Regions from separate parts of the Homo sapiens genome. Here regions 2, 3, 4 and 5 are each linked to region 1. The links are chromatin loops, found by intact Hi-C in ENCODE. Cell type or tissue: Caco-2. All regions are shown on one strand. Region 1 holds the start of MGST1 (microsomal glutathione S-transferase 1). Region 2 holds the start of DERA (deoxyribose-phosphate aldolase). Region 3 overlaps DERA (deoxyribose-phosphate aldolase). Region 4 has its middle 15 kb from the start of SLC15A5. Region 5 overlaps SLC15A5 (solute carrier family 15 member 5).

Region 1 (5,000 bases):
GCCAGAGACCAGAGCTCTGTCCCCTAATGTGGAGGTGACTTCTTCATAAGAGGACATGGGGTAGAGTGTCAAGTATTCAAAACTCTGGAACTAGATTGGCATTCGGGTGGATCTCGACCCTGCCACTTAGTAAGTGTAACTTAACTTCTCTGGGACCTCTTCACCTTACCTGTGAAAGGAGTTGAATAAGAACTCCCATTTCACTGGATTCTTGTGAGCCTTAGCTGAATAAAGTTAGAAAAGCGGGGGCCGAGCGCGGTGGCTCATGCCTGTAATCCCAGCACTTTGGGAGCCGGAGGCGGGCAGATCACGAGGTCAGGAGATCGAGACCATCCTGGCTAACATGGTGAAACCCCGTCTCTATTAAAAATACAAAAAATTAGCTGGGCGTGGTGGCAGGTGCCTGTAGTCCCAGCTACTCGGGAGGCTGAGGCAGGAGAATGGCGTGAACCCGGGAAGCGGAGTTTGCAGTGAGCTGAGATCGTGCCACTGCACTCCAGCCTGGGTGACAGTGCGAGACCCCGTCTCAAAAAAAAAAAAAAAAAAAGAAGCTCTGGGACCTGTTAAATGCTGTGTGTTTGGTAAATAAAAAACTTCCGACTTTGGCGCTGTTCTAGGCACTGAGGATTTTAGAATTTTCAAAAAGCTTTTGCATATTTTATCTCGCTTGACCCGAAAAATCCTGAGGTAGAGCAAATAATATTTTTTTCTACCTTTAGTATGTAAGGAAATTAAGGCCCAGAAAAGTAGTGAGTAATATGACCCAAATTCACAGTGGAGAGACCAAGACTGCAACTTAGTTTTCTCAAGTGTTTACCTCTGGGCTACCCACCATCAAGGCTAAGAATTCTCAACAGCTCTGGTCTTCTGGAGGCCTTTCCTTGTCAAATCTCATTCCTGTTTTCTACCCCTCCCCCCAAACCCCCGTACTATCTAGCAGAGAAGAATCTTCACTTCTCAGTTGAGGAACGCCCTTTCCCTTTACAGGCTTTTGGCCAAAATGAGCAAAGTTCTCTTCTCAGGATGAGGTGGCCAGCCTTTCTGCATCAATATTGTGAAACACATGAATAATCTGGGCACGCATCCCCAGGGCCATGACTCTGCAATTTTGTACCTTCTAAAACTAACAAACACTACACATGAGATAAAGAAAAAAGATAATTCGGTGGCCATGTTGCGGATACGTTAATCTGGAACTCTAGATGAATTCTAGCATTTCCTGAAGGCATCGTGGTGGCTGCAGACTCAGCCCACTATGTGGTCTCATGCAAAGTGGGGTTCAGAGCCCAGAGGCTGCAGGTGAAATGCTGGTGCCTCTCGGGAGAGTGGTGGGGTAAGGCCTTTCTCTGTGCTGACCTGACCTCCTTTTCCAATCTCAGGGATTCATAGACACCACTCTAAAACAAAGCGGTAGAAAAATTTTACTCGTCTGCCAGAGAGGGTAATATCCAAATTTGGACTGATTTGCCTTTTTTTTTTTTTTTTTTTTAATTACCAAAGATAATCGCACACATAGCCCTCTTATTTTGGAAACAGCAGAGGACAACAAAGTCCAGTACTATCCTAAGGCCAAGAAAAGCATATGCAAAAGGTAGGTGTAGGCTGGGACTCACAGCAGGCTGGGACCCCAGGAAAACTGGGCTTTAAGGATTGCTCACTGGAGGCCTGGGTGCTATACAGCAATGCTTGCGGGCACCCACTCAGCACTCACTGGGTAAGAAATTAGGGAGAAGAAATAGGGGAATATAAACGTGGAGCTCAGACTGCCACATTTCAAGAGAAGCAGAGAGACTAGAAGATTTACATGCACTCCTCTCTCCTCTGTCCCAAGCCAGCTAGAGCAATATATGACACCTTAATTCCCGAAAAAGAGAGTTCCCTTCTCCTTTTCTCCTTCCACATGGCTTCCTCCTCCAGACTGGGGAAGTGGGGCACAGGTGAGAACCGTCCCAAGGGGCTCACCCTTAGCTCTCTTGTCACTGGCTATAATATCACACAAAAATATTATCATCTAACCCACATCCTCTTGTTTCGATAGCTAGCATTATTAGCAGTAGTATTATTTAGTATTATTTTAAAACTTGCTGATGTTTCTCCTATCAAAGTGAACTCAGAAGAGCAAATCCTGCCTTACAATAGGCATAAAGGCCACTATGCCCATGAAACCTGAGACATCGCAGGCTTTTGCACTCTTGGGGAGAACAGCAGTCGTTCAAACTACAGGCATTTCCTCCATTACTACACGTGCCTTTTCCTCCTTCCCCAGAGTTCAAGGGACCCTTTCAAACAGGAGGTTACTTTGACTTGAAAAGGCTAAGTTTGGAAATCATCACTCAAGCATGAAAAGACTCTCTCGTTTCATTCCTGGAGTTTGAGAAATGGGAAAACTTACCCGCACGGGGACAGAAATACAATTCCCTTTCAAAAGCGATCGATTGAAAAGCTAAGTTTAGCTGCTAAGTGGAGCCAAGCACTTCCAGCTGGCAGAGACCCCCCCAAGTCTTCCATCTGCCACCCACCCTGGCCCTCCCTGCCTGCCACCCTTTGCATGCGGTCCCCTTCTCCCCTCCCAGTACGCACGGTGAGGCCGAGGAGGAGGAAGCAGCAAGCCTGTCCCGCCGCCGGGTCGCGCGCAATGCAGGGACTGTGGCCGCGCGGGCCGGACGCAGGCACCGCCCCTCTCCAGTTAATCTCCTGTTAATTAGCCCTCCCACGTTTAAAGCCCGACCCCAACCTCGCCAAACCCCTCCTCTAAATCACCTGATTTACCCGCCCACAGTAACCATCGCCTGCTGATTCCCTTTGAGCCCTTCTATTTGGCGCCCTTAGAAACTCTGGTTCCTGAAATGCCAACTCCCCTAATCAGTGGGAAGGGGGACAGTAGCCATTGTCTAGGAACTCTGAATTCTCGAACATTTCAGGATCAGCAGAGTTTTGGAAGTTGTTTTTAAAAACTTCGCAGAAAGTTAAAATCTCCAGGGTAGAACTAATTAGCAGGCATTGACAATATTACCTTCCCTTAGACTTCACCTCCCCTGCGCTGGTGGCAAGGCCTCCTTAAAAGGCTGACAATGACAGAATGTAACCCTCAGTAAAGATCACTTACGGTGTTCCAAATTCATGATACCAGACAATTTGCTTTGTCACGATGTCCCCTCCTGTTCAGGGTCCAGAATGAAATTGGAGGCAATTGTACTGGATCAGCTCATTACACAATCAGCTTAGTGTGTTTTTTACAGGGAGGTTTAGAGGAACGTTTACGGAAGCCGTAGATATTTAGCCTACCATCACTATCTAGATTAGGGATACTTCCAAGCTTCCTAGTCCCCATAGTCCCCACAATATTTATGGATCTATCTTTCATGGGTTTATATGAGAAATGTTTAAGGATTTCTGTTTTCAATCTATATTATTTCTCTCCTAGTGCTATATCTCAGACACTCACCACCTGTTGCAAGGTCTACTTCCTTTTTTTGCTCTTAATTTACTCCTTTAGGCTTTAAAGGATATCCCTAGGACTAACTTTCTAGGATGTGATGGACAAGTTCATGTTCTATTAAAGAAAGAAATAACTACCAGTTTGCTCTAGGAACAGAAATTAATCCAAGGAAGGTCTGAGAATGATTTCTATATAAGCATAACAGTAGGAGTTTTGGAAAATCTAGCATCAGAAGGCATCTGTTCTTCACTTTTATGTCTGTATCTTTTCAAAACTCTACTTATTCACCTATCTTTGTAAAGTATACTAGAATCTGTCTGTAACATTAACTGGAATAGGATAGAATTTGAGATGACATAAATCTATTCTGAATTCTCTCCAAAGGAGTTTGGTATTATAAGAATTTAAGACTCTCTTCATTTATTATAAGGTGATACAGGCCAAATCTTATGGATAACATGGCAGAAAAAGGAAGAGGAGAGCTACTGTTTAGATAATTTGGTCTACAGAATGCTAGTTGAATGGTTCTAACATTTTTTTTTTTTTTTTTTTGAGACGGAGTCTGCCTGTGTAGCCCAGGCTGGAGTGCAGTGGCGCGATCTCAGCTCACTGCAAGCTCCGCCTCCCGAGTTCACACCGTTATCCTGCCTCAGCATCCCAAGTAGCTGGGATCACAGGCACCTGCCATCACGCCTGGCTAATTTTTTGTATTTTTAGTAGAGACGGGGTTTCTCTGTGTTAGCCAGGATGGTCTTGATCTCCTGACCTCGTGATCCACCTGCCTCAGCCTCCCAAAGTGTTGGGATTACAGGCGTGAGCCACTGCGTCCAGCTGGTTCTAACATTTTTTTAAAAAAGAAAGTAGCACTTGACTCATCTAATGCTCTAAATATAGAATGTGTTCAAACTATTAATTGATCAATGAATAAATACTGAGTTCCTACTATCACTAAATCACGAACAATTATTGCCTGTTACATACATATATATATGTGTGTGTGTGTTTGTGTGTATCAGGCAATATTATATATATACATACGGATATATATATGACACTGTATTGGGTAGAATATTAGCAGTTGGTTTAATTGAATAAACATTTATTAAATGAATGCAATGTACTTGGTTTGATGCTAAAATCTAAAACTAAGATAAATAACGTCAAAGAGCTGTCCTCCAGGATTTTACAATCTAGTAAACACAAAGGCCAAAAAGGTAAAAAGTTGCCATTAAGCTTGTGGAAGGAAAGTTTCCATTTAGAAATAAGAATGACAGTTGGGGTGTGAACTAGGGCGGTAACAGGTAAAAGTTGTAAAATAATTGACACTTTATATTCATCTTTGTTATAAGCTCTTAAATGATTGAGAAAGAGAGAGAGTTGTTATTCAGCTTAGTTTCGTCTGGGTAAAAGAATGGATTCAGCTTTTCAACCCTTCCTCTCACCACCATTTAAATTCTAGAATACCATCTTTTAGAGAAACTCAATCCAAGCCTCAGAACAAGTAATTCCCTAGTAAATATTAAAACAGTTTAAAAGGTCATTGATTTGGGGTGAGGAGAGC
Region 2 (5,000 bases), 440 kb after region 1:
GCTTCAGTACTACCCACAGGATTTGTTAAAACTCAGAATGCTGGGCCCCATCCTCTAATATGAAAGCTAGAGGGTACATTCCCTATTTGGAAAACATCTTTCATACATCCAAATGCCAATGTTTTCCTTAAAGACTTTTTAATCATGAGGGTCAGGTTTAGTCTCAAAGGAACTCAATGTTTTTTTAAGTCCATGAACTAGAAGTACATACACCAAATCATAAATAACAGTGATTGGACTAGTAATAATATTACAACATTTTTGTGCTAACTGTATTTTCTAGAATTTTTACAATAACCATGAATTCCTTTTGTAATAAGAAAAGGGAAGCAAAAATGTTAATTTATTTTAGAAATTAGTTACGATGTTTATTAAAAAGACTTTCAATTAGAAAACTATTTTAAAAATCATCAGTTAATATACTGCATAAATTAATACTGAAAGATTTTTTTCCCTAGTACCTAATTCAAATAACTTATTTTAGCATTTCAGTTTAAACCTGTTTGGATTAAGGATTAATACCCGTGAAGGAAAAAAATCTGATTTTAACAAATAAGATAATAAATACAAAGCTATGATCATTTCGATAGCTGCATAAAAACCACATTTACTATTGTTCTACCTGGCAATTATTTATGTCTATTACTTTTCAACAAATGAATGGAAGTGATTGATTCTAATTACTGCAAATAAATAAATTTAAAAATGGTTCAATTATGTTTTTTGAAAGAAAAATTTAAAATGTCTAAGTTTTGGGAAATTTAGGGCACATCCTTGATGTATGCATAGTCACATGGTCATATTCCTGGGAATACCCAGGTAAGACACCACCCCAAACCTGCCCCATATCCACCACCTTCAAGGATATTCCAATCTAAGAAATAATGCCGTTATTACTAAAGACCACGTTCCAGAGATAGGACTAGAGTTTAAAACATAATCAGCTAGAGGACAGTGACTAAAACAAAATCAACCAGGTTAGTAAATCAACTGTCTTTAAAATGATAGATTTACTCTCTTACCATTCGACAAAAAATCCAGAACACCTCTTGGAAGTGCAGACTGTTTAAGTACCAGTCACTTTTAAGGAGGGCGAAAAGGACCTACCTGTATGTGTTACATATAATTTACAGCCAATTTTCTCAAAATTAGCCCCTAAAACCATAACTCCATATACTAATACTATCTATACTGAAGACTTACTAGGTGTCCACAATATACCAAACTACTTTACATGTATCCTATTTAATCTCCTAACGGCCTTATAAGGTAACTACCACTAAAATAACCATTTTACAGATGAAGAAACTTAAGCGCAAAGTTATTAATTTGTCCGAAGTCACACAGGTAAGAAGTTAAAGATCCTGGATACACAGATATCCAAGCTATAATACTTAAACGAGACGCTTAAACCTTCTCTTGATCATGGTTTTGCTGTTTGAATTATAAATTTTTCACATGTTAAGAAATCTGAAGAAAAATTCTCTTCTGCCTTGGGATCCTGTTGATCTGTGACCTTATCCCCAACCCTGTGCTCTCTGAAACATGTGCTGTGTCCACTCAGGGTTAAATGGATTAAGGGCGGTGCAAGATGTGCTTTGTTAAACAGATGCTTGAAGGCAGCATGCTCGTTAAGAGTCATCACCACTCCCTAATCTTAAGTACCCAGGGACACAAACACTGCGGAAGGCCGCAGGGTCCTCTGCCTAGGAAAACCAGAGACCTTTGTTCACTTGTTTATCAGCTGACCTTCCCTCCACTACTGTCCTATGACCCTGCCAAATCCCCCTCTGCGAGAAACACCCAAGAATGATCAATAAAAAAAAAAAAAAAAGAAATCTGAACTAAGGTTTCTTGCCAGTATTTGAACAATATAAAAAAAGATGAAAACTGGGAAATAATACAGGTACTTTAACAAATCTTTGTAACTCTAAAATCCCATGAATCTGCAGTGTTACATTTTGAGCACAGACGGCTGACAACTTTTCCACGAGCACGGCCACTTCAAGGTTACGGTTAAAATTATCTACGGAAATACTGCATTAAATTACACAAGTATTCTATTAAAAGGAGGAGAAAGAAGGTTTTTATCTGTTTTTACCTGCTTGGGGGTTGTTTGTTTTGGGTTTTGTTTTTTGGGTTGTTGGGTTTTCCAACCAGCGAGCTAGAGTGAACGAAAAGGCAGGAAGATAATAATCTAACCCTTTCCTACTCCTTCCGCATACAAGAGTAAAAGCTTAGGTGCAAAGACAAGCGGCGCGAACGTGCCGGGTTCGGCCTTTACTTGGGGTGAGGGCTGACCAGACGCCACTGCTTCCCGCCCCAGCGAAAACCCCTCGGGGACCCACAGCCAGGGCACTGGGCGGCAGCAGGCCCCGCGCTAGTCCCGGCGGCGCTGAACGCGAGGGAGAGGGGATGGGGAGCCCCGCGGGCCCCTTACCGAGCTCGGTGCCCCGATTGTGCGCGGACATGGCGCGGGCAGCTCCGGAGCTGCCGGCTGGTAGGCGCCCGCCTCTGCGCCGCGCCCGGCCCTTCCTCCTTCCCGCCAGCTGGAGCGCTCGCCCCGCCCCTGCCCGCTCCCGGGGCGGAGTCGCGGGCCCGGGCTACGAGGTCTGTACCCTAGGAATATTGCTCCGCAAGGAAATCTCGCTGCTCCCCTCCCCCGTCTTCTCCACGAGGTACCGAACCGGAGCGCTAAGTAGCTCCCGGAAATAATGCTACCAACACCCTTTAAAAAATACTGAAGTTGCCAATTGCACGTAATAAAAATATTCCTAGAAACTTTTAACTGTAAGATTATATAACAAGAAGGAAGAAGATCCAAGTGCAGAGCTCTGCAACTTAAGGTCTGAAATGTCAGCAGGGATCCCATATCCTTGTTAGGGAAACCAAGGTGCAATCAAGGGCCCCGGGGCACACTGACTTTTCTAATCTACACATCATGAAAAGAAGCAGCTATGTGGCCTGAAGAAGGCAAGGGCTTAGGAGTCAGAAGACCTGGTTTCTTAGCCAAGCTCGGGCAATAATTAAATGTGTGACCCTGGGCAAATTAACTGCTTTTCCGAGCTTCATTTTTCTCATCTGTAAAAGAAGACCTTGACAATTTCTTGGTTCTTCAAAATACTATGATTCTATAAAGGTAAAATGCTTCAGCCTGATTTCTCTGTGACCAAGAGGTTAAAATCGTCGAGTCACTCCACAATCTCAATATAGTTAACTTATCTGTACTCACGTTTAGAGGCACCTCTGCTATGAAAACAGTACAGTTAGTTATGATTTGTCTACCATGAGCCAGTTATTGTGCTAGGTGCTTTCATACATCATATATAGATGTATGATAGCATTTGAGTCTCTGAACAATCCTGCCAATAATGTATTTTATCTCCATTGCTGTAACTTTAGACATCAAAGTTCTGAATAGAAAGGCATCCTGGTATAGGGGAAATACAGTGAGCTCAAAATGAGCTGAACCCATTAATATACCAGCTCTTCCATTTAATAAATGTAACTTGGCAGTTCTGGAAATAATAGTCTGTCTACTTACCTGTAAAGTGGAGATGATCAAAATATGTTCACCTTGCAAAGCTGTTGAATGTATGCAAGGCACCTAGTACATAACATGGCATACAGTAGATACTTAAAAAATGGAAGCTGTTAATGTTATTGTCAAGTTCACACAGTAATTACTGAGCTGTTTTAAATAGGAATAGTAATATTTGTATACTCCTCTACATTGAGCTTTCAGCCTTGTCCACACACAGCCACTGTTGAATGTTTCGGATGTGTGTAGATCTTACTCATACATACTATAGCACTTTTCTTTTTTATATTAACCTTGAAAAAGAGAAAAGCAGGCCCTGAAAGCCTGGAGCTGGCCTGAAACTCACAACTGGACCATGGTTTTCCCTGGTTAAACGTATACAATTTCACAGCACAGCATCAGCCAAGGCCATTGTGACCACAATGAATCAACAAAAACATAATCATAATCATGTCTGATAATAGAAAACCATGAATATTGTTCAAATAGCCCCTATCCTAGCTATTATGACTTCTTTACCAATCAGTTCTAGCTTCACTCCATTCCTATGTTTTAGATAAGAATTAAGATGCACTACTATCACCAGTTCCTACCATCATCCAGTCCAGATCCTTCCTTGAACTTTCCCCAAATCACCTACGACAGGCCCAAATCCTATGTAGTTTCTAACATCCTCTTACTGAGACACCTCACATTAGGTGCCCATGGCAAGCATTCTCCCTTGTTACAATGTCAATAAACACAACTTTGTCCACTTGTAGGTGTGTTACTGGTGGTCTCTGGCTGGAGATCATTCACATCTCTAGAAGATACAAAGGCAATACATGAAATTCTATTTTTAGAAGTAAACACAACTCCAAACCAGATTCCATACCATTCATTACATAAATGTTTGTTTGTTTGTTTTTAAATTGTGATATCCTAAATTAGTTGAAAAATCAGAATTAGGGCAGCCTCTTAAAGCAATGTTTTAGCAATGTATCAGTCAAGAATTTCTCAAGGACTTTTTCTAAAATGGACCTGTTGAATGTATTAATCTCAAATTAATCTCTGCAGTTTAAAAGTATGTTAATTTGGCAACATTAGGAGAGACAGCAGGGATAGTATGCAAAAAATGAGTTTCTTTCACAGAGAAATGTTCCTATATTTCATTTTGTGAAGATTCCTTTTACATTTATTGCCTTATGAAACTTCTGAAGTATCCCTAAGGCAAGTCCCCTCAAAGAAAGAGCTATAGACCACTACATGGGAATCACCCAAGAGCTTTTTCTAAAGCAGTTCTGGGCTTCCTCACAGCCCTACTCAATCAGAGTATCTAGGACCCTGGAATCTGTAATTTTAATATTTCTTCAAACAATGTTTATGCAAACTAAACGTAAAGAACCACCAATGAGAAGCAGAGGAAAATAAACTATGCATGCCAATCTGGAGCCATAGCCCAAACTGACTCTTACAAGAG
Region 3 (5,000 bases), 370 kb after region 1:
ATGAAACCGTTTCTAAGCCCTGGCCTGAGGTCCAGAGACATAGAGCTTTTTAAATATCATAATGACATGCAAATTATAAATAATTTCTGTCTTGTCCATATGATGGTTGCTTCCAACAAAAAACAAATGTAGCTACCATACATACAGTGGTGTACCCCTTTGCAAAGTAATAAAAAAAAATCTTAGGTTCTTATTAATTCTTCCATTCACAAGTAATAGGTTCTTTGGTTGGATATAAAGCACACCTTTCTTGAGAGTTATGTTCATGACAATAAAGACACAGCAGCTTGCCCCACTGCCTGCCAGAGTATGTTTATATATCTGACTAAAAAGTGTTAGGCCTGGCCAGGTAGTGCTGGACGCATGTGTACAAAGCCATCTCTGCAGGGAGGCTCAGAGATGCTGCCTTAAATCTGTTAACCCCTGAGCCCATGACCCCAGTACCACATCTGGCTTTGGAGGGTTCCACATTGGGCCCAGATTTATTTCATATTTCATATTCAAGGTAACATTTTACATGAAAGGTAGCAGGATTTTAGTAAGCAAATTAGACCAAAATCATGTGTATTAAATCTTTAAAAAATTATTTAAGTCTTTTGTCAATGATACTAGTGAATTTTGGCTTTTTCAGGCCGGCCACTATCATTTCTTGAACTCAGGCTACTGCCATGGTAACAAGACCAAGGCTTTTTCTTTCCTTTGTATTTGAGTATCTTTCATAGGAAGTAGGTTTTTTTGTTTTTTGTTTTTTGGTTTTTGAGATGGAGTCTTGCTCTGTCACCCAGGCTGGAGTGCAGTGGCGTGATCTCAGCTCACTGCAACCTCCGCCTCTGGGGTTCACGCCATTCTCCTGCCTCAGCCTCCCGAGTAGCTGGGACTACAGGCGCCTGCCACCACGCCTGGGTAACTTTTTGTAGTTTTAGTAGAGACGGGGTTTCACCGTGTTAACCAGGATGGTCTCGATCTCCTGATCTGGTAATCCGCCTGCCTCAGCGTCCCAAAGTGCTGGGATTACAGGTGTGAGCCACGGTGCCCGGCCCATAGGAAGTAGTTTTATAAACATACAGAGTAAACCAAGCAGGAGGGAAACATTCATAATAAGGGTTGGGGTAAGCATTTCTTAAAGCTAAAATGAGAGTTCTATAATTCACAGGCTTAGTAAAGTACATTTAGAAAAATGAAAAATTAGTCTCAGTTAAAACCACAAGTTATAACAGCCAAATAAAGCTTGCCTTCTCAATCACAGAAAACATGAACTTGAAGCTCAGAAGTGAAAAATGAAGAGAAATGAAAGCAAATATTCTATTCCAAGATGCTCAGTAAGTTTAGAAAGTTTGTTACCACTGAGAGATGGTACCCACAGAAGGTTCAATAAAGAACAGACTATTTTCACAGATCCTTAATAACGTGCAGTTCTGAGTACTAGGGATGATCTGAGATGCCACACCACCTACCTTACCCTGCCCATCTACCTAACCTGGGAGAAAATCATCCTACTTATGCCTCCAATATGACAACCTGTGTAAGAATGTTAAAAATAGTAATAGACTATGGAGCGAAAAAAAAAATTATATTCTTTTAATTCAGAGAATGAATTGGATGGAATGACATTTCTTAAGTTATTGAATCTAAAAAAAGAAACTTGTTTTCTAAGAACAAGTGACAAGGAAAATCTTCTGATCTAAAAATCCAAGAACGCTAATCCAAGTTAACTTGTGATTTAATTAATGATTTTCTTCCACAAAATAGTGTTGTCATTAAAAGCAGGCTTTAGAGTAGGACAAATGCAGATTTAAAACCCAACTCCATCATTTCCTGTGGGACCTTAGGCAAGTTATTTCTGTCAGCATCAGCTCCATCCTTAAAGTGTCAATAATATTTACTTTACAGGGTTACCAGGAATGAGAGAGAGATATACAAAGTACTTTGCATACTGCCTGACATGTTATAAGCACTCAAAAAGTTTAATTATTAAGTTCAGAATTCTAGTAAAATGAATTTCCACTAAGTGTTGTGTTATAAAAGTCAAATCTTATTTCATGGCCTGACCCAGTTCCAGTAACCAAAGTTCTGTTGGATTACTGCTTACAATCAGTGAGCCATCAGACAAGGCTGGAAAGTATTTTATTACAGCAGTTGTTAAAGTGAACTTTGGCCTGTAAAACAAATTCTTAAAACACTGATCACGACCATATTTGTGAACAAAAAAACACCATCCTTTTTCTAGAGTACTACCTTCTGATGCCAAGTGAATTTCTTGAAGTATAGTTAAAATTAACCACGAAAACCAGAGGTATTTTATGATTCAGTCATTTGGAAGTTATACTCTTTAATCCATGATCCAAACAGAATGAACTGCAAGTGGTCACTTAGAGCATAACTGGATTTACAAATATGCAACCAATGTCTTCTCATTCTTTAACTGCCAATTTCTAAAATCATTTTACTGGCCTATTTTACCACATAACAGGATCAAGTTTTTCTGAGAAAATATCTTAATCTTTAAGGTTCAACAGGTGGAAAGTTGTCATTTCTTTCTGTTACCATTCTGCCCAAAATATATCAGAACAATTAAATCAAAAGTTATACCAAATCTGGTCTTTTTAAAATGTGACCTGGGCTCTATCAAGTGATTGCTTCTACTCAGGCCTTTGAATCTTAAAGAGTGAGGCAAAGATGAAAGAATAGTTAGATATTTTCTTTATTATTGTGGCATCAGCAATAGCAGGAGATCCAAAAGTCCAGTGTCCCAGGGGCCAGCCACCAGCCAACAGTGTGGTACCTGTGCTGGCCAGTAGGAGCAGCACCAGCAGTGGCCCTGGGCCCAAGCTCTTCCTGTGGCACAATCTGACTGTGTTCTCTGCTCCTTATTCCCTCATGGTCCTGCTTTTTTTCCAAGCAAGGCTTCCTACTTATTCAGTGAGCTTCTTTATGTCTTCCTAATATAATAAATTCCCTTTCAGCTTCACTTAATCAGAATTGGTTTTCTTCAACTCATGAATATTTACTGAAGAAGTATAGTATTGTAGACAAAAATGTGGATTCTCCTGAGTATATGGATTCACACCCCAACTTTACTACTAGTTTATTGTTTGATTTGGGTAAGTTACTTAACTCTAAACCTGTCCCATGTTCCTCATTTACAAAATGGGAATGATAGAAGTATGCACACCTCACGGAGTTATTTTCAAACAGGTTAACACACACGAATAGATAAGGACAATATCCAGCACATTGTTCATGCTCAAGGAATGTCAGTTCCTGTTTTCAAAGTTGTTGGTGGCAGCAGTGATGGTGTTCCTGTTATTATTCAGTGCTTATCAGGCTCAGATTACAGAGGGACTTACAAAAGCAGAGGACACCATGATCTATGTTCCTTGAAGAACATAAAATAAAACCTCTTTGGGCCCCTAAAAAAACAGTCTGGGGGAAACGGCTTACTATATATCACAAACAAGTTTGTTTTTAAGCTAAGAACCCATGCTACTTTGAATAGCACAGACTCTTGAGATAAGACATTTTTGCTACTTGCTAGTTGTGTAAACATTTAGGAATTATTCGATTTCTCTAAGCCTAATTACTTAGGGAGGCTCAGTTTGCTCACATATTTTTGTGATGATTAAATAATATATGTTGCTAGAATAGAACCAGGCATTTAGTAGGCAGTTAATCATTCAATACTAGCTTCCCATATTTTCCCTTATACACTTCCAGAAACCCAAAAATAACTTTAACGAACAAAAAATAGCAAGCACTGTCCTAATACTTATGAAAGCACAACTAGAATTTGCCAGTCTTACATATAAGAAAAAATAGACCACTTCACTCCAACACAAGCCATAGAAACCACAAAGAAGCATTATTAGTGTTTAGGTCGTTTTGAGGACTTTGACAGTACCATGATAGACACCTCAGAAACTAGATGAATGACATATGCTAATCAAAGTGGCTTGATGGCTGAAATGTAACCCAGTCAATCTCAAATTATGTCCTTTAACAAACTCAGCTGACACTTTCCTTTCAATACAAATAAGCCAAACAATGGAAAAACGAATGAGCAGGTTTTCCCCTATGTTGGTAGGAAAGGACAATGGTGGGGTATGGAGTTATTATAACTGCTGCTAGACCACATACACAGAGGAAATTACAAGTGAAGCAATAAGTTCAACAGATGCCCTTTCCAAAAAATTTTTCATGAGGAATAATTACTCTAAAGGATGAGAAATCCCCTACGTTTTCAAAGCCTCTTCCCTCAAAAATGCTCAGTGTTCTCCACACGCTATTTAACCATCCATCGTGAGACAATTTGCAGTTACCTCCACACTTCCCATGTGAAGCATGAGATGTAGGCTGGGTGCAGTGGCTCACGCCTATAATCCCAGCACTTTGGGAGGCTAAGGCAGGTGGATCACCTGAGGTCAGGAGTTCGAGACAAGTCTGGCCAACATGGTGAAACCCCGTCTCTACTAAAAAAATGCAAAAAATTAACCAGGCATGGTGGCAAATGCCTGTAATCCCAGCTACTCTCTGGAGGCTGAGGCAGGAGAATCACTTGAACCTGGGAGGCGAAGGTTGCAGTGAGCTGAGATTGCGCCATTGCACTCCAGCCTAGGCAATAAGAGCAAAATTCCATCTCAAAAAAGAAAGAAAGAAAAGTGAGATGTGGAGAGATAAATGACTTGCTCCAAATCTTACTGTGGGTCAGTTATAGAACAGAGAGGAGGAGTCATGTCTTCATACGTGGAATAAAACTGTATTTCCTCAAAATTTTCTGCCTCTATCCCAGCACACACACACATGCATGCACGTGTACACTCACTGCAGTTACAACATATTCCCAGGGAAATACATTGCAGTGCTTCGAGCAACAGATTCGTCAAAACTCAGAACGTAGAAGGATGTCAACTCCCTTCTAGTTCAAACTACTCACTTGACAGATGGGCATTAGAATCCTAGGACCTGGTTTTCATTCTTCTAGGGGAAAAAAGCTGCATAAAATG
Region 4 (5,000 bases), 55 kb after region 1:
CTAAAATTCATCGCACTTTTTCTTCAATATCCTTTGCGTCATTTAGACTTTGTCAATATAAATAAACCCAACATGAAACCAATCAATATAATTTTTTCATACATATTTCTGGCACTTAGTTTCTGCCTTGTCTTAATGATAAAATATGGGCATGAAGAATCCTGCAACACTCGATAAATATTTGGTATGACCTTAATAACCCCAGTCTTAATCTGTACCAAGACTAAGTCAGCATGTCACAAGAAAAATAGAATCTTGCATTTTCCCAATTTTTTAATTCTTATTGACAGCTTCTCTGGATAATTCACACCAAAGAAAATCCTTAGCTGAGAAGGACTTCATTTGAATTAGTTAGAGCTGTTTCAGTAAAGCATGCAATTGTGTTAAATTTTAGATTCATTTTGCACGTTGTGGACAGAGTGTACCTGTTCAACTAGAGTGAATACTTCAAATAAAACCAGATTTACAAAGCCCAAATCTTTCCTCTTTGGTTATTTTTTACTCAAGGATACATTTTGGCCTAACATGTACCAATTCACAACAGAAGTCCCTTTCTTTTCACTTTCTACCACATCCTAAGCAATTCCTCCAAGGACTTCCTCAGCATTATCTGCAGATGGGAAAAGCAATTCACAATGCAATAAAATTTATAGCTCATAAAATTATGAATAAGCCAAACGTTAAAAAAGAAAAGTTAAACTAGGTTTAAAATGATTTTTATAATATCAACCACATGAATTGACACAGAAAATGAATTGCAAATGTAAGGGAATGCAACAACTAAATGCTCTGTGCTCTCTGGGTGTTAAATGGAGACTGTCAGCATAGCATAAAGAGATTCAAGAAACAGTCAATGATTTCTCTCAGTAGAGGTGGCCAAAGTAAGGCCCAAAGTATATTTTTAAAAGTAGATTAACTGGGTATGACTAGATGTACACAAGCCCCAAAAAGGAGGTATCTGGAAATGAGATGATGAAATGATGTGTCTCAAATCATTACTGTGGTTTTTATGTAAGAAAAATAAAAATACAGCAAATAAAGAATTAATCAAACCTTTTTTTCTCTCAGTAGTAGAAGATTCATTTTTAAAAGAAACATTAGAATACCTAGCAATGTTAGAACAGACTTGATTTTCCATTTCCCTTAGCTACTTATGAATACCTTTGGCCACAGTGACATCAGAATCTAGAAGGGTGAGTAATGAAAACATACTAGAAATATCTAATCCAAAATGTGTGGGTCTCTCACAAGGTTTGTTGTTGGTGGCCTTTCATTTCTTACTATACACATTTTTTCCTGGATGACCTCACTTATTTCACTGGCTGTAATGATTATACATTGATGATTCCCAAATGAACATCATTATCATTCATATTCTTGTGCCCCAGGATGTATTTTTAACATGATCTGAATTTTTTTCAGTAACTAACCAGCATGCCTAAATTCAAGCTAAATATCCGACCCCAACCTGCTTTTTCCTCTGTATTCTCCATCCCAGTTAAACATCATTCACCCAAATAAGTGTGCGATGGCAGAGGAGGCAGAGACAGGGGGAATATGCAGTCACTGTCTATATATCCCTCCGGGCCCAATATTCCTGGCCCTGTCCACATAATTAACATATTTAGATGTTGATACCTACGACATGTTTGTTGAGTTTACCTTTTTCTCTTTATTTCCAGCATTACTTTCTCTCAGGTCTATTCCCAGCCTTTCCTCTATTTTGCTATCTATAACTGGGAGGCTGACCTCTGCAAACTGTTTCTGAAACTCTCTTACAACTTCCTTCTACTTAACTTTGATCAATGGGGTACACATGGAAAATTGGAGGCTTGGAGAAAGGGGTAGGGTCAGGTTATTTCAAGCCAAACTTCGACTCGAATATATCACGTTTCTTAGGCTCAGGTCGTTTTTCTGGATGGAATTCACTTTTTTACCTTTTCCACGTAACAAATTCCCACTTTCTTCATGTCCAGCTCAAATATCACCTGAATGTCTCCTCATCTCAGGGGAATTCATCAACTTCTCCGTCTTCCTGAGCACTTTAAAAATACCTTGAGTGTAGTACTGAATGTACCAATGAAATTTATCCCTCACCAAAGACATCAATATCCTGGTTATTATTAAATCAAATAAGTACATTTTAATTATTATCAACTTCACATTTGACTATTCAGTTCTTCCTAAGTCTACCTGGCAATACCACTCCTGCCATTCTCATTTCTTCCTACTTTCCCACATAAGCAATGTTTTTTCTGTCTTAAATATTGAAATCCTCCAAGAAGCCTTGCTTTTCCCTTGTCTTACTCTTCCCACCCTCCTTTAGTGACCTCGACCACTCTTATGTCTGGCTCCCTCTACCATCAGTAAACAGATGATTCTTATTTAATCTGTATCTCTGGCCCAGGTTGGTCTCCCCAACTTCAGACATGAACTGTCTGGGCATCTCTTTCTCTGTGTCCCATAGGCTTCCCAAAGCAATATATCAACACTTGGTTCATTTTTTCCCTCACCCCCACCCAATCTCCTACCACCCACCACCGTCTTCACTCATCTGTGTCTCAGGGAATGGCACTGTGAAATTTCTCCAGCCAGAAATCTGGGAATCAAGATTGATTTTCCCTCCCCTAGCACAGATATTAAATCAGTCAGAAATTTTTGTAAATTTTCCCTCCTTAATGATTCACCAATCTGTACCGTTTCCTATAATGCCTGTTAATAGGCTCCTATCACTTATCACAAAGATTAGTTCCATACTACCCGGTTACTATGACCTCCTGTCCATTCTTCCCATTGCTGCTAGAAAAATGTTCCCTTTGTTCTCTAGAATGTAGTTCTGACCCCACTAATCCTCAGATGAAAACTTTTAATGGCTTCCCACTGAGCTGAGAATACAATCTAAACTCTTCATGACTGGCAAGGCTCTCCACAATTTTGTCCCATCTAAATCATTTCTCACCACTCCTTCTCTTCACATTATGCTCTAGAACTAGCTAAAAGTATCTACCGTTCTCAATTTCTATTTGCTTTCACATATCATTGCCTTTTGCCCTTTCTCCCCTCTTCCTGGAATGTGCTTTACCTTCTTGTCCTAGACAACCCTTTGTTCTTCCTTGAGATTTCATGCAGACATCACTTTCTCCAGAAAGTTTTTATTGTACAATCTCATTAAGGTGCACCTCATCCGCTATCCCACAGTGCCCATGCGTACCTCTCTGAGAACAATTTTCACGGTTTTCTAATTGTATTTATATGTACTTATTTCTGTCTCAACCCTGAGACTATGAATTCCTTGAAGGCAAAATCCATGTCTTTCTCTTTGGGTCCCTCCTACTTAGTACATTTTTTAGCCTACAGCAGGTGTTAAATAAATGTTTCTTGAATGAATGAAGTAATCTTATCATGCTTATATGTATACATATGGCATATCTAAAACATAACATACTTGCTTAAAGAAAATGAAAGTTAATCAGGTCTTATTCACCTTAGAAACCACACCATCGAGCAGAGTGTCTGACATAGCAAGTGCTCAAAAAATGTTGAATTTTGTTGGCTGCAAATGGTCTCGATCAAAATGATTTGGTGCCTGAGTTTATTGGATAATTATGGTAGCTCTTTGCTCTCTTGTCTTATGCCAAACGATTAAGACAGTCTGTGCCTTCTGAGGACCTATACTAGGCTGAGTGAGCATGATGAAAAGCTTAAAAGTAGTACAAAGCTTGGTCTTTGTTCTCTTAGAATTTTACAATCTAAATATTTACATTCATGCATATGTAAATTTGCTGTCAGAGTCCATCATATGGATGGAACAGACAGGACCTTACTAGACCTATAAAATAGTTCACTGCTCTTCCTGGCCCCCATAGATCCAGAACCAATGTTGCTCCCATTCGTATATGCTGTTTTACAATATACAAACTTTTCTAAAATCCATGTCAAGAGCTGGGAAATGAGTCAGAAAAAGACATCTCACTCTATGAGATAACTTACTCTAATTTCCTCATTAGTGAAAACGACATCATAAAGAATATCTGCCAACAATCTGATATAAAAATGTACATGCATCATGGAAAATAATTGCTGTTCAATTACTACTGAATTATAAAGCCGTCGTCGTACAGGTGCAATAATGCAAGAGCCTTGAAAAGTATGAAAAATTGCTTAGCTCAGGTAATTACATGTGTGTGAATAAAGTCCCCAGAATAAAATGTGCAGAGTTTGAAGAAACAATGAAATCAGAACCAAAGAGCTATTTATAACTATATATTTTTAAATGTTCTGTTTTTTTTTTCTTCTGTATACATTTTGAAAGGCCAGGGATAATTTTTGAACTATGGAGTGCAGGAAGAGAGAAAGATGGAGTAGCTCTTCCTTTGCTTTCCTCTGTGTCCATCTCTCAAATTGGATCCACAGGGAGGGTACTACAAAGATAGAAATCTAGCCATAACCATGGTAATTGAATCTTTCAAAATGGTTAAATCTTACTTATGCCCTGTGCATAGTTTACATATATGAAAAGTAAAATTTATAGGAAGATGATTCTATTACTACTGTGAAAAAGATTTATTTCTTGTAAATTTCCAGGGTCTTTAGAAAGGGAACTTAGACTCAGAAAACTGGAGTGTTTTAAATATCATCTAATCCAAAGCCCTTAAGTCACTGTATAAGAAACTGAGGTCCTAAGAAGTTAATTGTGCGAATTTGTGTAGATAGTGGAAGAACTAAGTCTAAAAGCATTTCTATAGCATTATGGATTTGATTAGGCATACACTCTATTGGTCCAAGTCAATTTCTAATTTTTAAGATACTCAAACTTCAAAGCTCTAGGACAGATTTTTATCCAATTACAATGTTGAAGAAAAAAATGGGATTAGCAGCCAAGGGGCGTGAATTTTATTGCAGAACAACCTATTAATTAGTTAAGTTAGCTTAGACCAGTCAATTTACCTCTCAGATCTTCAGCTGTATAACAATGTAACATAAAGGACTTGGCCAAAATG
Region 5 (5,000 bases), 160 kb after region 1:
ACTGTATCATAAGGCTTTTGTGAGGATGAGTAAATGCTCTGAAGTGTTAGCAATTGTAATTATAATGGTCTTATGCCTAGCCATATGCTCTCTTCTTCCTCCTTTTTATTCTTCTCCTAGACTTACATTGAGGTGTGGCCAAGATGACCGCAGTCATGCACAGAGTTCAGGTAGAAATGGCACTGGACCCAGAATCTATTAGCCCAGGGATTTACTCATTAATATATACACTCAACCAACATGCTAAGCATTGTTCCAGGCAATAGAGAAATAGAGTTGAACAGGCAAACTTGTAGTCTACATGGAGCTAACATCTAGGGCCCAAATTAAAATATTCAAGTGTGATTCCTTCTCTCTGATTGTGGAACTAGTGAGTTCCTGTAAAGAAGTGAGAAATAGTGGCGTGGAGTGCAGAGGAGGAGGTAAGAATAAAAATATACAACACACCAGAGATTGGAGGAACCAAAGATGAGAAGTGACTAAGTAAAAATGTAAAGTTCATTCAGAAATGAATCTGATTCTTACCAAATCTTCTCCATCTCCTATCTACTTTCTCTTCTCCTGCATACTTTCTTAGGGAGGGAATAAAGATAGAGAGAGAGGAAGAAACAAAGCAAGAAGGAAAGAAATTAATTTTCTATGTGTTGAGCAGCCTGTGTTTCTTGGGTGGCATGCTATACACACACAAACAACTGCACTTACTCCCCACCACCTTCTTGGCATATAGATCTTCTCATTCTACATTATAAATCAAAAAACTAAAGTGCAAAGCTAGTTAAATAAACTGACCAAGTTCACACAACTAGGATTCAACCCCAAATTTGTCTCTGAAGCCCATGCTTCTACACTTCTATACTATGCTGCCTCCAGGTGCCATAGAAGAGCTGCCTTCTTGCTCTCTGACAATTCCTAACTTGGTTTGGGAGAAAACTATTTCCTTCAGTTAAAATAACTCTACCCACTACCACCTGTTGACGAGCACCCCACAGGAAAAGAATGGATGTCACATGTCAGAAGTAAGGAGATTCTGGAAAATTTGCCTCCAGAGATTAAGCAGCTAGAACCAATGACATCAATGCCAAAGCACATGCTGCCTTGGGGACCTATTGGCCATTGGGATTGGACAGGCCAAGTCAGAAGAGTTAAGCAAGACACAGTATGAAACCTGAGAGAGAAAGACCAGTGTCTGCAGTGAGGAGCGCATGATTCCGATTTTTTTCTATACTGATTATTTTTGTCAAACACTAATGAACAATAAGCATGCAAAGAAATGGGGAAAAGTACCGATGTCCCAGGGACAGCATTATTGAAACACATTACTTACAAGTCAAATCATATTTAATCTCAGCACATATGCAATCACAATCCCATTTTTTATCAAACCCAAAGGTGTATCTGTTCACAGCCAGGTAATAGTGGCAAATCTATCAAGAACAAGGCAGTCCCAACTTATTCTTGTCCTCAAGATCTTGAGGACAGTGTATTAATTATGAAACAACATCCTCACCAAAATACAGGTAGGATGAGGTCTGTTTTAGCACCCTAGACACCCCCACAGCCAAGTTCATATTAGTCTGATACAATCTTATTGTTAAGTCCTAGAACCAAACCAATCTTGTGAGGGTTACTGGGACATTATCTCAAATCCCCAGCTGCATAAAGCTAGGAATTATCCATAAATATAAGGCCAGACTTACCTGTCACATGTACCACATCAAAGAAACTGAAAACAACCCCTCCACAATCAAATTTGAAATACTGCATTAGTGACATGTCATACTCGAGGCTTTCCAGTTTAGGGGTGAAGGAAGTAGGTAGATGAAAGTAAATATGTCTACAGTGCTTTATATAAATATGTATTCTATCCCACATTTGGTGCTAAAATAAAAAGAAATTTCAGGTGTTTTGAGAGGGAGTGGGCAGAGAGTGTTTGTTTTTATAACTAACACCACTGTCCTTCCAGTGTTGTGAAACACATGTTATAAAGTTGATATTGCACTTGTTTTGTCAAATATTCTAGTAATCTTTTGTGTCTATGCTGTAAGAATTATTGAAAGTGACATAAATCAGAGACAAATGACCAGAGTTGTTCAGGCAGTATTCATTCTCTTAGAGTTACAGTTACAGTTATTTTTAGTAATGTACTGAGAAGGAAAAGAAGGTAAAATTAACTTTTGAAACCTTCACAAATCAAAAATAGATGACTGACCCCATCTATTTTTGAAACTTATGTGTATGTGATAAAATTAAACTTATAGCCGATATTCATTTGTTCATTTGACAAATATTTATTGAACATCTACTATGTATCAATCACTGGGAATAAAGCAGTGAATAAAGCAATTTGAAGTTCCTATTTTGCTGGAACTTACCCGAAAGTGTTTAAGAAAGTAATTTGTCTTTAGAGGCAGTATGCCATGGAGGAAAAGCGCCAGGATTCAGAATAATCAAGTTCTGGTTCCAAATCCAAACTCTGCCAACTACTATTTCTATGAACCTTAAGCAAGTTATTTAATCTCTTGGAAACTTCAGTTTCTTAATCTGTGAAATGGGATGATTCTATCCCACCCTTGCATGGGGCTGGTACTTAGAAGACACTGGAAAGGCAGGTTTTTCTGGAGGTTGGGGATGGAGAGTGCACATTCTAGAAATATATTCATAGACTCCTTCTTTGACAATGGTGCTTTCCACATAATCTCAGCACTGAATTTACAAATTCCCAGTAAACCTCTTATGCATCCTGACCGCCATGAAATCTGTCAAGTCAATAGGCTTTCAGCCTTCTCACCATCTCTCTGTCAGCACTGAAGACAGCGTAGCAGGTTGTTAAAAAGCGCCACCTAAAGGTCCTTATGAGACACTTTACTAAGTCACAAAAACTCCTTTTGTCCTTTTAAAAAGGCTGTTTTGGTGAGCAGTGCTCTTAAATAATCGTCACTGTTGTGCCAGTATCTATGAGCCCATCATAAAAGGTAGACAAGCGCAGGAGGGAAGCAAATGATTTATCAATTCATCTACATCTGGTCCTAAGAAAAGCTTTCTTTCTTTCTTTTTTAGATATTGTAATCTAAATCATTTTAATGCCCAGAACATCCGTGGAAGTAATCTTGAAGAAACACTTCTCCTCCACGAAAAATCTCTGAAATTTTATGGCAGTATACAGGAATTTTCTTCAAGTATTGATCTTTGGGAGACAGCCCTATGAAACTGTGTTTGAGTCTACCTGTCTTATGAGAACAGTATTCATTGTTTTCTTCTTCAGTTGAGCATTTTATGTGTTTTAGTGTAAAAGCCAATATATACAGAGGTGATTTTACAAATATCATCTGTATACTTTATTTACAAAGACTAATTATGAATTTTCTAGTAAACTGTCATGCTTTTGCATTAACATGTTATAGCATTAGAATTAATAAAATAATTTCAAAGTCTCAGTGATTACTCTATGACAAAAAAAATGACAGTTTTCTATACACCAATAATACCTTACAGCTTTCTACAATGGTTCAGCCATTGAAAGCGTATGACCTTTTTTTTGGAGTTTTAATGAGTCATTAGAAGCAAAATGACAGTATTTTAATATACTCTCTTTCAATACACTTAGTGATCCCTTATTACACGTGACCTTATTACATTGTGACCATATACTGTATATAACTGAGTAAATAATAAACATATACATGATTTTCTATATTTGCTGTTAATATTATGCTATCAAAATATGACTTCATTAAGGACATTTTCTCTGAATTTAAAAGCAGTATTACTAAAATAGATGTCCTTAACAAAGAGAATGTCCGCATACTAAAAAAGTTGAAAAATAAATGTAAGTTATGGAATTATTGGAATTAAAAGAAAGAAGGAAATTAGGGAAGATAAAATGAGGGGGCTGAGAGGAGGGTAAGTGACCAAACCAAATAGAGATGCTTAAAGGAATTATATGAATAACATCTTTCGGTCTCCACTGCCAATTCAGATGCATTCAGAAAATTATCTTCTAAGAGTTTCTTCTTTCATAAGCAAAAATATGTGGAAACTCATTTTTTAAAAAATCAAATAAAATTAAAGTCTGTTTCTCAGTAGCAGTATTTGTCAACATTTGGTTGAGGACAACTTGCTACAGGTGAATCTTTCTGGCCCCTATACAGACTGCCTTAACTCAAATCTTTTTTTGAGATTGGGGTCCAGCAATTGGTGGTTTTAATAAGCACACCCAAATCATTCTCATGTTCCCTAAGGTTTAAAAGCCATTGCTTTCCAGGACAATTCATGTTGGATAGGACAGGTGAGTTTATCAGCTGACTGCAAATTATTCTGCAATTATGCACCTCCCTTGTGTATACATAAAATATTTTAGGTCTGTAGAATAAAAGATTTACTCAACTTGATTAGGTATGCTACGCATTTTTAATTGCAAAAGAGGAGCTGTAAAGCACCAGGTGTTTCTGTTACTCAAACTATTTTTTGTTTGAGGACAAATGAAAAGACTTGCTGGTACAGGCATAAATTCGTTTCCTGCAACTTTTTCAAATCCTTTCTGTTTAGCAATTGTTTCCTGGCAAAACAGTGAGGCAGACCCCTAATATTCCTTAGAAGCTTTCCTTGCTGCAAAAGGTTAAATGCCAAGTTTGCAATTTGGGTTTAATGAACACTCACAAGAGCAAGAAATCTTTAAACACTTCACCTCAGTACAAGTGAGAAGCTCTAGTCCCTCTTACTGATAGAAAAGGAGCCTGCTTTATTTTGTTCTCCCCCTCCCCACAAATTTGCCTTCATCTCCTTAATTTCTACATCATAATAGAAAAAGGTGCTCATTGTGGTTTCACTTGTCCTTAGAGCTGAAAGATCTACAGAATTATAAAGTTGACCCAAAGCAAACACCAAAAGAGCTTAGAATCCTCACGTTGGCGTTGACACTCGTGATTAGCTAAATTGCAGTAACTACACAGGCTTCCATTCGGAACAGGATGCATTCACACAGCAGTTTCTTCTCTACTGCC

What was found. Hi-C counts contacts between places; a loop is a spot of excess contacts. Peaks named below come from ENCODE experiments on the same cell type or tissue, not always from the same donor. Only the 100,000 strongest peaks of a DNase experiment are listed, where the experiment ranks them.
Region 2: a loop joins it to region 1, with 2.3 times the contacts of the local background. A loop is called at or near these places in 4 of 110 quality-filtered maps.
Region 3: it touches region 1 in a loop (2.5-fold over the local background); 8 of 110 quality-filtered maps call a loop at or near these places.
Region 4: a loop joins it to region 1, with 2.3 times the contacts of the local background. A loop is called at or near these places in 2 of 110 quality-filtered maps.
Region 5: it touches region 1 in a loop (2.6-fold over the local background); 8 of 110 quality-filtered maps call a loop at or near these places.

What each region holds. Positions count from the first base shown.
Region 1 is chr12:16,345,291-16,350,290 of GRCh38, reverse strand. It overlaps MGST1 (microsomal glutathione S-transferase 1), which reads right to left and starts at 2,646. Exons shown (of 4, transcript NM_020300.5): 1 at 2,581-2,646. RefSeq lists enhancers at 767-1,696, 2,627-3,556. In Caco-2, no CTCF peak of the experiment used is centred here; a DNase peak (open chromatin) is centred at 2,670; H3K4me3 peaks cover 2,290 bases.
Region 2 is chr12:15,908,855-15,913,854 of GRCh38, reverse strand. It overlaps DERA (deoxyribose-phosphate aldolase), which reads right to left and starts at 2,523. Exons shown (of 9, transcript NM_015954.4): 1 at 2,441-2,523. The coding sequence starts at 2,471. RefSeq lists enhancers at 1,345-2,088, 2,089-2,833 and silencers at 2,236-2,585, 2,606-2,665. In Caco-2, no CTCF peak of the experiment used is centred here; DNase peaks (open chromatin) are centred at 1,764 and 2,584; H3K4me3 peaks cover 2,223 bases.
Region 3 is chr12:15,977,106-15,982,105 of GRCh38, reverse strand. The region is part of intron 5 of DERA (deoxyribose-phosphate aldolase); the gene reads right to left. Among named protein-coding and RNA genes, the nearest start is that of DERA, 68 kb to the right of the region's middle. In Caco-2, CTCF peaks have their summits at 2,609 and 2,818; DNase peaks (open chromatin) are centred at 2,795 and 3,274.
Region 4 is chr12:16,290,382-16,295,381 of GRCh38, reverse strand. No RefSeq gene overlaps it. Among named protein-coding and RNA genes, the nearest start is that of SLC15A5, 15 kb to the right of the region's middle. In Caco-2, no CTCF peak of the experiment used is centred here; no DNase peak of the experiment used is centred here.
Region 5 is chr12:16,187,873-16,192,872 of GRCh38, reverse strand. It overlaps SLC15A5 (solute carrier family 15 member 5), which reads left to right. Exons shown (of 9, transcript NM_001170798.1): 9 at 3,058-4,388. The coding sequence ends at 3,205. All of the region lies in intron 1 of LOC101928362 (a long non-coding RNA gene), which reads right to left. Among named protein-coding and RNA genes, the nearest start is that of SLC15A5, 87 kb to the left of the region's middle. In Caco-2, a CTCF peak has its summit at 2,866; a DNase peak (open chromatin) is centred at 2,812.